Linked DNA regions of Homo sapiens: region 1 is linked to region 2. A link is a loop called in an ENCODE intact Hi-C map of the cell type or tissue named here. Cell type or tissue: dorsolateral prefrontal cortex. All regions are shown on one strand.

Region 1 (8,000 bases), 120 kb after region 2:
CTCCTGTTGAGGATTTCTTGTGCCAGCCATTTCTCTAAGGAGCTCTCCTCATGTAGCTTTTGTTTGTTTGTTTATAGTTTTAAAGTGGTTCTAGAGTCATTTCAGGTACTTTACACATATTTTTCTTTATTTTGGGGGGTCTTTTTTTCAACATCATTATGTAGCCTTTAACTTCATTTCACAGATGCAGAAACTAAACAGAAACTAAAAGAGAAATGATTTACCCAAGGCCATACAATTACCATAGAAGTGGAGTTGTTATAAAGCCTAAATTGTTTGCCTCCAGAGCTCACACTCTGAACCTTTACTTTACAAGGTCAGTCTCACTTGTTACCTAAGTTAGTGTTAGATAGAAACAGTGCTGCTGTGACCAGCCTGCCCTTTTGTTAGGAGGAAAGGTGAAAATAAGCCAAGTTTTCCTCTGGCAAGTCTCCCCTCAGGATTCCAGCCACGCTAAGAGTTCAAAGCCCTTCCTGAATGTGGGAGTTGTTGTGTGCTGTCTCGTGGTTTTCACTATTTATCTGAATTCCCAGATCAGATTGTTAGCTCTTCAGAGAGCAAGGAAAATATACTACACTGTAGGATTATTAAGGTAAGTAACTTCTGTCAGCCACATCACATCAAAACAGGCTGTGATGATATGGTTGCTATCAAATACAAATATGAAAATCTGCACCTTTCATACCAGGAGAGCATAAATCTTGATTGAAGTGATATCATATTCCCTCCCCTTTCCTCCACTTTTGAAAGCCACCTGGGGATGGGTGTTGGCTGCCATTCTGCCATGTGCAGGTGACTGGACTGGGCTGGCCAATCCAGTCTGCATCCCCACCAGTTTTAGAAGGAAAAAGACATTAGACAGCCCACAATTTTCTTACCTCTATGACTTTCTTTTTTCATTTCAACTTGATAAAATTGTGTCTATTCTTTTCAAGGCTTAGCCCAAGTGTTCATTCCTTCAGGAATTCTTCTTTGCTTCCTGCTCCACAGCCCCAAACTGAGAATAATCTCACCCTTCAGGGAAGTCCCCCAAACATCTCATAGCTCCGAAATCACTCTTGCTATTCTCTGGCTAGCATATTTGTGACCATCTCCTGGTCTCCATTAGAATATAAGACTTAGAAGGTAAAGACTGAACTTTGCCTGTCTTCTGCTTGCTCACAACTTGTAGGACAATGATTTTTATGTATTTGGGGCTCAAAGCATTGAGCTATTATTGAATTTTCAGGCAGTAATATACCAGATAGTGACAAAGGTTCCAAAAGCCAGGAATGGCTACCAGATTCCTTTTTCCATGTTCTGTGTCAGAGATTCATCCTTTAATTTATGGCTTTAGTTTCCTCTAAGAAAATGACAACTTCTAAACCAAGTGTTAGCACGCAGTGGCCTTTGAGCTACATTCAACCCTCTGCCTCTTCTTGTATCACCAGTGATCTAAGAATGGTTTTCATGTTTTTAAGTGGTGGGAGGGGGAGACAAAACACAAAAAGAATATCTCATGTCATATTCAGATTATATTAAATTTTAAATATAAAATTAAAATTTTATGAAATTTAGATGTCATTTTCCATGAATAATATTTAATGAAATACAGTCATACCCTCTTTGTTTACATATGGCCTAAGGCAAGTTTTACACCAAAACAGCAGAGTTGAGTAGTTACAACAGGGACATACATCCCATGAAGCCTGAAATATTCAGTCTCAAGACTTTCAATAAAAAGTGTGCCAAGCCCTATTCTGAGTCATGCCCAGAAATGTGTACCACTGTGTGAAAAAGTTGGGGAGCCCTTTAGATAAAGGGCAGAGTAGATACAGGCACAGACGGCCTAGAGGAAAAGGAATCTGGAGACAAGAAAAGGAAGAAAACGGAGGCAGAAGCATACTTGGGGACATCAGATCTCCTGGGTTTTGTATACATGCATTGCAAACATCTCTACAAAGGATTCTTATAGTTGGTGGGTATGCCCGAGGGGCAGATCTTGGGTATTTTACAGAACCTTCCTGCTCTTCTATAAGGACTCTGCATGGGTCTTTTGAAGAAAGGATGACATTAGGAGATTATCATTCATTTCTGATCATTCTGTATACCAAGACTAATATTTTCAGTAAGATCTAATGGGCTTTGTGTCTTAATTTTCTCTGATTCAACCATAATAATGTGTGTGTGTTCTGGGGGAATCTATATTGTGTGTGTGTGTGTGTGTGTGTGTGTGTGTGTGTGCATTTCTTTGGAAGAAATCTGTTTTAGATAGATGCTAGTTAATTATCATGTACATAGGGATCTTTAAACATTTGGAGTTTTTGAGTAAAGACACATTGATTGGAACTTGGCTAAAGCCATTTCAGCCCCTTGGAGAGTTGTAATGACAGTTCTTTTTGTTTAGAAATCTATCATTTTCATGTCTTTCTCTTATTTTCTTATTGCAGGGTAATGCCCTGTACTTCAAGTCTGCCAGAAATGTTACAGTGAACATTCTCAATGACCAGACTAAAGTGCTAACTCAGCTTATAACAGGTAAGAAAAGGGAGAACTTAACAGTGCCTAGCCCATGCGAGGCACTCAGAATACAGAATTAATGGTCAAAGGAAACACCATATGAACCTGAAAATAAAGTGTGCTAACACATTGTTGAGAAAGAGAATGTAGCATGTGTTCCATGATTCTACTAGAGGGTAGAATCCCATCCGTACACATATTAAACTTATGAAATCTAATGATACCTACTTAGTGGGGTAAGAAAAAAAATTTTTCTAAGCAGATTTTCATAGAACATGGCCCCTAAATATAAACCAGCTGCTTCATCAGGTGCTCAGCCAAAGAAAAGCTTCTTGCTCCAATGCTGGAGGAAAAACAGGCTGTGTTGGATTGGTTGAGAGAAGAATGCAGTATCTATAAAGCCAGGGACCATACTTTATGGGCTGTGAAAGGGATTTTTAACTATAGTTTGAACCCATGCCATATTTGCTGTACGTGCTGACTTTGAACCTAACTCAATTGCAGGATGTGGATGTATCTTTACTGAATATGTTTGTGTGTAATTTCTTTTAATACAGCAGATCTGTGCCTAACGGCTGTGGAAAGCACCCACTGTGTTTTAAACTACAAATTCCTGAAATCTAAACAAGGACTGGTTATTCACAATAATGATTATAATGATAAACATGGACCTCGTGATTTGGTAACGTGTTGAGCAGCACAATCAATGCCCACTCTGTAAGCAGTGAACAGGGAGGCATTATGCACCCCCACAGTGGAAGGGAAAAGGAATGTATGTATGAATGGCATTGTTATACTTACAGACAGAAAATGCCATTTGTTTGGCTTCAGGGCTAAAAGTAAAGTATACGGATGGACATTTTGAGAAGCCAGTTACCCAAATGCCTCGAAACATTACTGTTATTGTGAATAAAATATCTGGAACCCACTAATAAGCCATGGGGAAACAGGTACCTTTGTGACCATAGTCTTCACTCCTGGGGAGGGAGCCTCACTCCCACTCTTCCCCTGGAGTGCTGCATGTAGATGTCTAGAGATTCATAGCCAGTGGGTGACTTGGACCATCTGCCAATCAAGAAACTCAGGGATTGAAGGAACTGCTGCCCGGCAGAGCCCATAATCCATAAACATGTTGTTTCAGCGTGTGACTGGATCTTCCACCTTGCTTATATAACATCTGGCCCACAGTCACAATGCTAAATAATTAAATAAACAGCTTCAGTAAGCAATGATTTAAGCAGCGTGTGTGAAAATTGCCTCCAGGAGGGTAATAAATCCAACCTCCAGCTCCCAGATTTTCACATTCAAAAGGAACTTATTTAGCCTGTTGATCATTTCCCATTTATTTGTAGTGGGAGATTTGGTTTATTTGAGATTTTGTTTTGATAAATCTGGAACTGCCCAAATGACTATTATTCAGCAAAAGAGTGAGTCAGTCTCTTTTTTTCCCCCCACTCTTCCTCTCCCTTCTCTCCCTACCCTTCTGACACCCCTTTTCCCCTCCCCTTCAGTGCTTCTCTCCCTATTCCTTCCCCTCTCTCCTACCACCCCTTTATCCCTTTCCTTCCCCTTCTCTCTTCTCGTCTCTCTTCTTCTTCCTCTCTTCCCTTGTTTCTTCCTCCTTCTCCCTCCTCCTGTGTCACTATTCTTGACTCTATCCCTCCAGTGGTATTTGGTATTTGTTTTCTGTCTCCCTATGATGAATTCTAGAGAAGACATTAGATATGTTTAAAACATCATTCTAAACACACACACACACATACACACATGCAACAATACACCCTTAAAAGTTTTCCTTCAATACTCTCCTTTTACATTACATTAATGCACACAGTGGAAAAGCACCCAGCCATCCCAGCAGACAATACCTTCTAATGCCTGTTGTGCTGGGTGCTGTACTTGTTGGAAAACAAATCACTCCTGTCTTCTAAGCAATGAGGTCTACAAAGGCTATCCTGAGGAATAAAGAATTCTGTTTACCTAAAGAATGTCTCAAAAACCCATTAGAAATTCTAATGTTAGATGTCCAGGAAGTCTTTTCACAGGAAACAATACTTCACATGATAGTTAAGTTCTCAAATTAGATCACGAATGCCTATTTGACCATAAGGCAGGCTGCTGATTTAGTATCTCAGTAGTGGGTCTGAATGGGGAACCCTCCCACCTACATGGAGGAAAGCAGTGGAGATGCTTTGGACAGCATCATGAGGGAGTGGGGAAGGGTTCTAGTGTTAAGAGAGTTGGGAAGAGAAATTAGGCTTGAAGGCCACCAGGCCTTTGCACCTCCCAGACTCATGGAGACTGTTGATGCATTTTGATGGGGCTCCAGTTCTCCTCCCTGTTTAGGAGATTAATTAAGGAGGCACTCCACACATAGACTACACAGAGGGGGATTAATTCAAGATTAGTTTCACATTAGGAATAGTGGTTTTTTTCTTCCCAGAGAGGAACAATGAGTTCAACATGTGACCTCCTGAGCTGTCTCCAGCTCCATTTGCATTTTTCTCTAGAGTCATTTTTAAGGATTCCAGCCATGTCCAGGGAATTTTGCAGCCTCAGGTGAAATCAACAAAGGACAAGCCATCTGCACCACTGAGCCAGCAGTTGCTCTGTGGGGTTTTGGCTAAAACTACCAATTACTGAGCTTCAGATACCCAAAGGGTTGTGGCTCTTGGTGAATTCCACTTTATGTTCTGTGAAGCCCTGAAAAGCAAGATAGCTTAATTGTACTTTGTGTTCTCTGATTGCTGAAGCATACTTTCTATACTGCTATAGTCCTTTAGTATATGCTTCTGTATGTCTCACAGCTGTTCATGAATTCAAAGTAACACAGGAAGGTGTCCTTAACTCCTCAGGGACCAGGATGATGATATTGCCCAGGTCCACAGAGAAGTCCAAGCATGTGTGTCCCCAAGTTATACAACTGCTTTTTTATATGAATGGAACAAAAATGGGCAAACTGCTCGCCCTGTGCCCATCCTGAGGTCATTCATTCATTCGTTAGTACTTCATTACCTTCCCATTCTCAATCTCCCTCCTCACAAAAATAAAGTAATAACCCTAAAGCACTGACAATATAATATAGATTTTATTCAAGGTTTTGATGCCATCAAGAAGATAGCTACATCTTAGCCTTTGCAGAAAAACTGAAGCCAAATCCCTCATTGGACATCTCAGCTCTTTCAAGATTTCCTTCTGGCCCTTGTCTCCAGTTTTCTATTTCTCCTTCTCCTCACAGATCTTATTTCCTGGCTCTTCCAGATGTGCTGGCCCCAGCTCCCTTCTCCTTCCTAGACAAATAAATGCCCCTTTCCTTCTGTGGAATAATTCTCAGAGCTCCATTCCAGACTGAGACCTGCCATTGTCTCTAACCTTGCGAGAGCCCTCCGCCTTGCCCCCATTTGTTCTCCTCATCTGCAGCATCAAAGTGGTCAGATAAGATGACTTCCGGGTTCCATCATGCTTGGAAGTGCTGTCCTATCTCTGCTGTTTCAATCTCCTACTCATTAGGGAGCCTTTCCAATGTCCTTCTTTGTGTTGGAGGGCTGGTGTGGACACACTGGCAAGGGATGAGGTCTGCTTAATAGATGTGATTATGTGAGTAAGGAGAGTGCACTAATAAGTACTCATCATGCATTCTTTTCCACGTGTTGTCCCATTGCAGTAGAATGGCGACATCCACAAGAGTGGTGATGTCCACAGGAGTGGTTTCCTACACTCACAGCACTTTACCACCCATAGATTTCTTTTTATAAACACAATGTCATTTGATTCTTTCAAACTTTCTATAACATAGATAGATACAGTAGGCAGTGATAGTCCAATGTTATAGATGCAGAAACTGAGGTTCAGAAAGATCAAATGATTTGCCCCAAATCATGTTATCACAGAATAAGAATGAGTTGGGAAATAATTCATGTCTTCTGATTCCTAGTCCGACAGTCTTGACAAAGAGAAAAGCCACCCCAGATGCCCAGTGGCTGGTTGGCACTATCAGCCCAGCCTTAGCATTCTCCTGCTTCAATGTAATTTTTCAGAACACGCGCACCAGACAAGGCTGTTCAGTGGCCATGATGGATCAAGACAAAACAACACAAACACACAAACACAACTCTGGTCATGTGTGTACATAGCAAAACTATCAACATTGTCCAGACCACAAAAAAGACCAAACATCCCCCTATCCTGGCTAATAAGAGTGACTCTGTTTCTTTATTCACCACATTTTTTGCATTTCCCTGGTCTGTCTTTGTTCTAGATAAGATTTACTCCCATTTTCTGATAGTATTTAATCCAGGGTAGAGCCTTATTTCCTTAAACGTTCCCCAAAATAAGCTAATATAAGGTCACATTCTCTGATAAGTCCTTTCTCATGACTTCTTTCTGAGATGCCCTATGGTTTTCCTTATGGTGTGTGTTGTCCCTCACTGCAATGAGTAATAAACCCAATTTGTTCAACAACAGGTGTGTTCCTAGTGGTCTTTGGCTGGAAGGCACTGGGGACTCTCTCATTGCTATTTATTATTAAGTGACACTCTTTTGAAAAATACCAGAAAGAAAACAATTCCATGTCAGAATCTTCTGAACAATTTTGGAAAAAGTATAAGATTTCTAGACTCTACCCTCAAATTTTTTTCTGTAGGAACTTCTAGTTGAAAAGATGAATTTCTTTTGATCTGAGCTAGGTTCAGTGAGAATGATTATACTCCTGGATTATTCCTGTGTGTTTCTGTAGACCAGCTTTTGAGAACCCCATGAAATTTAGGTATTCAGGTAGATCCAGTAGATCCAGCTCAGATAGATTGGAATGCTTTCTTCTTTTAGAAATTCTAGCTCATCAACCTGGTTTACTTTTTCCATGGTACCTAAATCTTTCTGCAGTTTTCTGGTTTAATAATAAAATTTTAAATGTATATTGGTGTGTCTCCATCAGAATATAGATGCTATGGAATCGGGCTTGATTTCCTTGTGCAGTATTACAGCTCCACATTCAAGAACAGCATCTGTTGTCATCTGATAAACTATCTAAATTTAGTTTTCACTGAACAAAATCCTAATATAAAAGATTGAACAACTTCTAAGGCAATTAATTACAGTAACCATTTCTGCTATGAAATGATCTGTATACTAAGGAAATAAATTTCTCTTGGTGTCAAATGCAGCCAGTGGGTTAAGGGTACAAAGTTAAACACATTTCAGCTGAATTTTAAAAAGCTCTTTCTGATAATTAGGGAGGGCCAAAGATATGTGATTGTCTCGAGAAGTGTTGAGCCTCTGGTGCCTTGAGAAATGCAAGCAAAAATCCACAACTATTTGACAGCAATTTGGTGGTTAGCTGAGGGAAATCACAGTCAAGGATTAGTTTGGAGGAAGGGCTTGCTGGTCTTCAAAATTATAGCCCAAGAATATATTACTAAAAGTAATTGACAAGACCTGGCTAAAGTCATGAGACTGATTTTCATGGTCAGCTTTTGAAAACCAGTCCACTGAACATTGAAGTC
Region 2 (8,000 bases):
TGTAAGATGACAGCTCGCCATCGATTTGATTGGGAATGAAAGTACTATTGTTCTCTGCTATTGGTAATGAATACTTGGTTTGACTCAGCTATGAGAAGAAATGCTATGAGGGACAGATCTGTCAAATAACACATTCAGAGATGCGTAAACATGGGCCAAGTTAAGCTGAGGCCTCTCATGCTGCTAGTTCTCAAGTCTCCAAAGTTCACACTGGTTTAATAAACTTAGAAAATATGCTGATTATAGAAAGGGGCACAGTTTCTGCAGTAATCAGCTTCTACTGAGAAATATGTATACATTATATTCAATGTTTCCATGCCAGGCTAGGTTGCTAAGGGCCTTGGGAAAATAAGTTCACTTGTATGGTAAAACAGCCTTTTTCTGGATGTAAACAAGCTTTCTTCAAATTCATTTATTTCTTGAGAACATGAGAGGAAAGATACATTTATATATAAAAATACTTGTATATTCACCGTTAGCTTCTCAGCTTACTTCTGGGATATTACGTGAGAAGATATTAAAATAGAAGAATTATTCCATATGCTATTTGTCTAAATATGAATGATTGTTACATAATTCATGAAGTTGCTGATGTTTTGAGTTTTTTTTTTATACTTTAAGTTTTAGGGTAGATGTGCACAATGTGCAGTTTAGTTACATATGTATACATGTGCCATGCCGGTGTGCTGCACCCACTAACTCGTCATTTAGCATTAGTTATATCTCCTAATGCTATCCCTCCCCCCTACCCCCACCCCACCACAGTCCCCAGAGTGTGATGTTCCCCTTCCTGTGTCCATGTGTTCTCATTGTTCAATTCCCACCTATGAGTGAGAACATGTGGTGTTTGGTTTTTTGTCCTTGCGATAGTTTACTGAGAATTTTTTTCTATCATTTCTTTTGCTCCAAATTTTTCTCAAAAAGACTTTTTTTGCTAATACAAGTTTGTACTGTAACAAAACATTTGAACATGAGCAAATACAGAGGATCTCAAAAGCAATCATAATAAGGACTAATTTTACTCAAATTGTGTTCATCTCTAATAATGATAAATGTTGCATTACTGATTTTTGGTTGTAAGCAACAGTTTCCTTAAATAAATATTTGGAAACGTACTGCGTAACTTACTAAACTGAAGGAAAACCTTAATGACTAAAGTATACAGAAGTATAAAAGCTAGGTCACCTCTAGGGAGCTCAATCAAAATCCCTAAGCCTTCTTTTTTTTTGATGTTGAATCTGAAGGATTCATCTGTTCAAATTTAAATTTTGAATAAAGGGATTTAACTAGGCAGCATTAGCTGGGTGACTTCTCACCCATTGCTAGGCTATAGGTAGTATTATTACAATAGACAAATACAGCAGGATTTACATGGAATGGAGAAGAGACTATTCTCTAGGAGAGAACTATTAAAAGACATAATTAAATAAAGAGGTATACCATAGTCATTGAGCAGAAAATTCCATATTTTTAAGATACTTCTCATCACATTCATCTATAGTGTTAATGCCGTCATGATCAGTGCCAAACAGGCTTAAGAAAATGACACACTATTTCTGAAATTTATGTAAAAATGCAGAGGACTAAGATAGCCAAAATAATTTTTTAAAAAGAAAAATGTTGAAGAACTTACACTACCAGATTTAGTACAAATCTAAAGAATTAAGATAGGTATGATGTTGGCAAAAGAACTAATAAATTGAATAATAGGACAAAATATAAAGTCCAGAAATTGACTCATACATATACAGTCAACACACATACCGTCAATTGATTTTTCTATGAGAGTGCTAAGGTCATTCGATTTGAGGAAATAAGGCATTTTTACAAATGTGTAGGAAAAAGAAATTTATTTTAAAAGAACTTCAACCTCTACCTTACACTATACAAAAAATTAATCTGAAATAGTTCATATACTAAAATATAAAAGCTAAAACTATTAAACTGCTAGAAGAAAACATAAAGAGATTATCTTTATAAGTTTGAGAGTCAAATATTTCTTAGGACATAAAAAAGCACTAAACATAAAAAAATTAGTTAGACTTTCTCAAAATAAAAACTTCTCATCAAAAGACACCATTAAGAAAATGAAAGGGCACAAAAGACTTAGAGAAAAAATATACATACACAACGAATTTATATCAATAATGTATAAATGATTTGTATAATCAAGAATAAAAGACAGTGATTTTTAAAAGGGCAAAAGACTTAAACACTGCACAAAAGAAGATTTATGAATGGCCAATTAAGCACATGAAAATGTCCTCAACATCATTACTCATTAGGGTTATTCAAATTAAAACACCAACTAGGTAATTTTCCATACACTAGAACAGCTAAAATGGAAAGATTGACTAAACCAAGTGTTGAGGATATGAAGTAACTGAAACTCTCATACCTTGTTGCTGAGACTGTAAAAAAGCGTAACTACGTTGGAGAATTGTTTGGAATTTTCTTAAAAAGCCAAATGTATACCGATCTTATGACCCAGCAGCTAAAAGAAATGAAAACATATATCCAAAAAGGGCTTTCAAAAGAGCATTTACAGCAGCTTTTTCATAATAGCTGAAAAAATAGAAATAAATATTCATCAACAGAAGAATGGATACATTTTGGTATATTCCTACTCACCAATAAAAAATAAAGAACTAATATATACAATGACACAGATAATTTTTTTTTCTTTTCGAGGCCGAGTCTCACTCTGTAACCCAGTCTGGAGTGCAGTGGCATGATCTCAGCTTACTGCAACCTCTGCCTCCTACGTTCAAGCGATTCTTGTGCCTTGGACTCCCAAGTAGCTGAGATTACAGGCATGAGCCACCACACCCGGCTAATTTTTGTATTTTTAGCAGAAATGGGGTTTCACCATGTTGACCAGGCTGGTCTCGAACTCCTGACCTCAGGTGATCTGCCTGCTTCTGCCTCCCAAAGTGCTTGGATGGGATTACAGGAGTAAGCCACCATGCCCAGCCATGATACAAATAAATTTTTTAAAATGCTATGCTGAGTGAAAGAAACAAGACACCAAAGAATACATACTGTGTGATTCAATTTATATGAATTTCAAGTACAGATAAAACTAATCTATGTGATAAAAGAGAAATGTTTGTCTATGGGATTAAGAATTGACTAAAAGAGATAGGAGGAGACTTTGGAAAGTGACAATATTAGTTGAAATGGTGGTTTCATGAGTGTGTATGTTTATCAAAATGTTATAATCTATGTATTTCACTGTATATAAATTTGCCTACAGTAAAAAAAATAGCTGGTAGAATTCAAATGTTATCTAACATAATGTACTTAATTTATCCAATGCCTACATTGAATAATTACAACTAGGAATTTTCATCTCCAGTCTCACGAAAGAATTGAGTGACTATTTCAGCCGTTTGCCTCTTATTTTACCAACTGTGCAATACTTACCACCTGTACTTAATGATATACAATGTTCCCATCTCATCCACAGGAGATAAGTTCCAAGGCCACCAGTAGATGCCTGAAACCACAGATAGTACTGAACCCTATACAGATGCTCCTCAAGTTTCCATGGAGATACCTCCCAACAAAACTATCATACGTTGCAAATATTATAAATTAAAAATGCATTCAATACACCTAACTTACCAAACAGCATTGCCTGCGGATACACTGACAAAGGGATGATTCATGCAGGATAGAGAGGGACATTGTGAAATTTCATCATGCTTCTCAGAATGGCACACAATTTACAACATATGAATTGTTTACTTCTGTTATTTTCTATGTAATCTTTTTGGACTGCAATTGACTGTGGGTAACTGAAACCACAGAAAGAAGAACCATAGACGAGGGGACTACTGTGTGTTTTTTATAAATTGTTTTCTTTGAAAGAGATTGTAAACTCCTTGGGAGTGTCATCTGTATCAGTGGCTCTCAAACTTTAATATACAAAAGAATTACCCAAGGACTTTATTAAAATGCAGAATTTCAGGCTTCACCCTGGGGATATGGTGATTCATTCGATTTGGCATTGATCCACGGAATCTGTTTTAAGGAGCAATCGAAGTGATAATCCACTGACCACCTTTTGAGAAAAAATGATCTATATTGTATTTGAATCATATCCACAAGGCTTGAGTGCTGTATGTGTCAAGAAGTAACCTATCCGATAAATAAATTAGATGAATTTTAATACCTTTGATACCAGTTTTCAACTGTAGCTGTTTTTTTGTGTGTGGGTTTTTTTTTTTTTCTGGACACTGTTAGATAGCATTTCAGGAAAGGATCCTAAATTAAAAGATAATTTTCCCCAGCCCCTTCATTTTCTCCAGTGGGGGAGGGAGAGCACTTTGTCTCCCACAAGACACTTGGCCTGTCTATAGATGTTTTTGTTTATCCCAACATGGGTAGGGGTTGGCATGGCTGGCATTTTTGGGTAGAGGCCAGAGATGCTGCTAAACACCCACAGGACAGTCCCCATGAAAAAGAACTATCAAGCCCAAAATATCAATAGTGAAAGATGGAAAAACTGTAGGATAGTCTTTTTGGAATTTAATGAACCCAGATACTCCTCAGAGTGATTCAGCCTTGTGCAAGCACCGTGTGTCAGGATCTCACCCAGGCACTCTAGGCTGTGCTATGCACTTATGCGTACCCTTCCTGGCCTGGGACCTGAGGCCTGGCTGCTGACGCTCCTTTCCTGTAGGTAGCTTGTACTGACTCCTTAGCGCTTCTATAGCAGCTTGTCTCATTTCTTTGACAAAGCATCTGCCAGCAGCAGGGCAGGGAGCCCTGAACATGGGCCACTCCAAGCTTGCCGACAGCTCTCTTTAGTGAGATTGGAGATGCTCCAGCTGGTCACAGAAAGAGGCAGCCAGCTGGGTTTGAAAGGAAAACAGATTTAATTTTGGTCCCCATTGAAGCAGAAACCAATCTAGAGATGTGCCTGCTCTAATTTGGAATTCTTAAAAGGATAATTGGGGAAACAGGTAGAAAAAGAACCACATAACCCAGGATATAAGGAAGGATGGATGCCCAGTGAGTGCCAGAGTTAGTTTGGCCTATTTTGCCATGATATTAGGATGGGATTAACTTGATATACGTGCATTGGATCTCAGTGGTTCAGCACTTCCTAGTTCTTGGACCTTGGAAATTAAATAAACTGCTATAAGCCTTGGTCTTCAGACTACAGAATGGCAATAATAATGATGCTAATTCCATAGGGTTGTTGTAAAGACTAAATGAGCTAATGCATGTAGAGAAAGATTTTAATGTAGTGACTGGCATATAATAAGCATTAAGTAAATAATAGCTATTAGCCATTATTCTTCTGCACCATTAACCTGCAAAATATGCCAGGCTCCACCAGCCTCTGACTATTCAATAAGTCCCCTTCTACCCTTTTATACCAACAGTATGTTGGCACAAACTATCCCTGCTTTAATAACTGTAAGTTAGCCATTCTCCAAGATACCCATTCATTATTTTTTATCCATTACAGGGTCTCTCCCATGTGCCCACAAATCAGTCTTTCAGCTGCAGCCACCATTATCCCTGACTAATCTTTCTTACCTGAGCTGGCTTCCCCTCCCCACAAACCCATTTGCAACTGTCCCTGCTCTGTCATAGTGACAGTTCAGACTATGGGTCCTTCCAAGCTGCTGGTGTTGGGGAGGTCAGAGTCCAGCTGAGATTCATGCAGAAGAGAAAAAGTATCTGCAATTCTGTCCCTTTTTGTAAATAGACCACAGCACAGTGCATCTCTTATTTAGAAATCTTTGCTGACTGGTTCTATCATTTTGTTCCTTTAGCCCCTGTCTCCAAGAGAACCTCAGTCTAGCCAAAAGATAGGAAGGAGGAGACAAGATACTTTGTAATTCCTATTTTCTCCCCGAAGCCAACACTTCCAGCCAATACTTCTAGCAAGCCTGCCGCTAACCAAGTAAACACCCCCAGACAAACCAACAGCTGCAAACAATTCCTGGAGAGTTCTTCCGAAGTGTATATTTCTTTGATGGTTTCAGGCCCCCCAACTCAGCACATTACAAGGAATTCTATTAGAATACTAGAGGATCAGGACAGGGTCCCAAAAGAGGAGCTATGAAGCACTTGGAGGGGAAGGAGACCAAACCTAGGGAAGGCAGAAAGAAAAGGAGAAAAATAAAGATGTGGAGGACAGGCAGCACATTCCTTGCAGCAGGGTGCATTGGAGCTTGAAGGTTAAGCTTCCCAGGGCTGCAGAGTGAGAAATCAGGGAGGGAGGCAATTGTCTGCTTTGTTTTGACTTGCCGTGGCTGAGGGTAACAGTCAGCTGTGACCTCTTCCTCATGACTAATGCTGAGCAGGCTTGGCTAGCCTAGGTTCCCATGTAACTTATCATTAAGCCAAGCCAAGAACTGGACAACATCTAAGTAGTCCCCTACATGGCTGTTTCTGGGGGTATAGGAGAATAGCATGGAGATTTGTGGGGATCCTGCAGGCCTGTCAGCAACCTCCAGTGCAGTTCTGGGGGTCTACTTTTTAACCAAGTAAAACAGTGAGTTTTCAGTTAATCTCTGAAAAAATTAGTAAAATCCACAAAGTAGTGAGAAAAGAGGACATTCCAGAAAGGAGCTGACTGTGCATAAGTGAGAGCGGCCGAAGTGGAAGCAGAATTAATTTGACAGAGGAGCTGAGAGGGAGTGAATTAAAAGAAATAAAAGATTCCATAATCTTTATTTTTTACCTGTAACAGCTAGAAAGACCAAATTCTAGTACAGTCATTCTTTTTAAACATGGCCATAACAGACTTAAAATTTAAGACTTTTAAAGCGAAGCATTTGAAATAAATTGTGAAATCAGGGCATAGAAGAATTATATCTGAAACTGGAGAAAAGAAAAAATGCCTTCAAGAAAATAGGGCATAGTATAATGCTTCCGTAGCTAAATGTTGCACACAAGGGAATTGGAACACAGTGAATGGTAAATCCCAAACCTCTTCAGCAAGATCATTGTAGAGGAAAATTGTCACCTGAGGGAGGAACCCATCCAGGCTGCTTCAGTTATAACAATGACTCTGGGAATCCTAATCAGGTGTCTGATAGGTAAACTAAATCCTTGCACTTGAAAAATACACCTCCAGTCTGGCTGATATTACCCATCTAAGTCACAGGTTTGTCTTGAAATAGATCTTAGCGCTGTGATCTCAGCAGGGATTTCTTCTTTAGAGAAAGATATTTTATGAGCCTAGAAGCAGCTTTGTTGGAACTCACAATATCCTTGAACTGCAAGCAACAGCAATTTTAGACAGAGCGTTAATTCAGTGAATTTCAAGAGAAAAAGAAAAAAAAAAAAAAAGGAAAACCCATACAGTTGTCAGTGCTAAATGAACTGAAAAGCAGTTTGAAAGAGCATTTCAGAGTCAGTGCTTTCTATGTTCTGTTGTTATGTTTAAGGAATCCTTTAGTATTGTCGAGCCCCATTGAGTAGAATGGTACCAACAAAATATGGTATTTGTTTAGATATGTATGTTTTTATATAATACTTTGGGAGATCCGGTACATTGAGCAAGTGAGACTCACAAGATGCAACCAGACAGTGAGGTTATTCTTCCAAGTACAATATAACCCATAGAACCCACTCCTTATACTCAGCATTTTTCTCATCTTTGGATAAACATAGGACAGGCCCCATGACTTTTCTGGCCACTCTTAGATAATGAGGAGTCATCTGACCAATTTGAGTCACAAACAATCTCATTTCAATTATTCTAGACAGAAGATATAAAAGGAAAGGGAAGTATTCCTTGGCTAAGTACACTTGTAGCTGGTAGCAGTGTTCTCTGCACTTGGCCTCTATTAAGGAGACTTTCTGTCTCATGAGGGACTTTGCAGGCATCTCTCATGAGCTGTTGCCTTGATGGCAACAATAGAATCATCCTGGTTTTTTATAGACAACACAGCTTAAAAGTATTTGAGCAAAAAAAAAAAAAAAAAAAGTGATGTCAAGGTCATAGGCACTTCTTCTGAATTTTGTTTTAA

What was found. A loop is a pair of places that touch in the nucleus more often than their neighbours do. Peaks named below come from ENCODE experiments on the same cell type or tissue, not always from the same donor. Only the 100,000 strongest peaks of a DNase experiment are listed, where the experiment ranks them.
Region 1: a loop joins it to region 2, with 3.0 times the contacts of the local background. A loop is called at or near these places in 9 of 110 quality-filtered maps.

Annotation. Positions count from the first base shown.
Region 1 is chr5:156,586,802-156,594,801 of GRCh38, forward strand. It overlaps SGCD (sarcoglycan delta), which reads left to right. Exons shown (of 9, transcript NM_000337.6): 5 at 2,430-2,517. Among named protein-coding and RNA genes, the nearest start is that of PPP1R2B, 260 kb to the right of the region's middle. In dorsolateral prefrontal cortex, no CTCF peak of the experiment used is centred here; DNase peaks (open chromatin) are centred at 3,220 and 3,536; H3K4me3 peaks cover 1,070 bases; H3K27ac peaks cover 5,188 bases.
Region 2 is chr5:156,469,748-156,477,747 of GRCh38, forward strand. All of the region lies in intron 3 of SGCD (sarcoglycan delta), which reads left to right. Among named protein-coding and RNA genes, the nearest start is that of SGCD, 150 kb to the left of the region's middle. In dorsolateral prefrontal cortex, no CTCF peak of the experiment used is centred here; a DNase peak (open chromatin) is centred at 4,754; H3K4me3 peaks cover 955 bases; H3K27ac peaks cover 3,479 bases.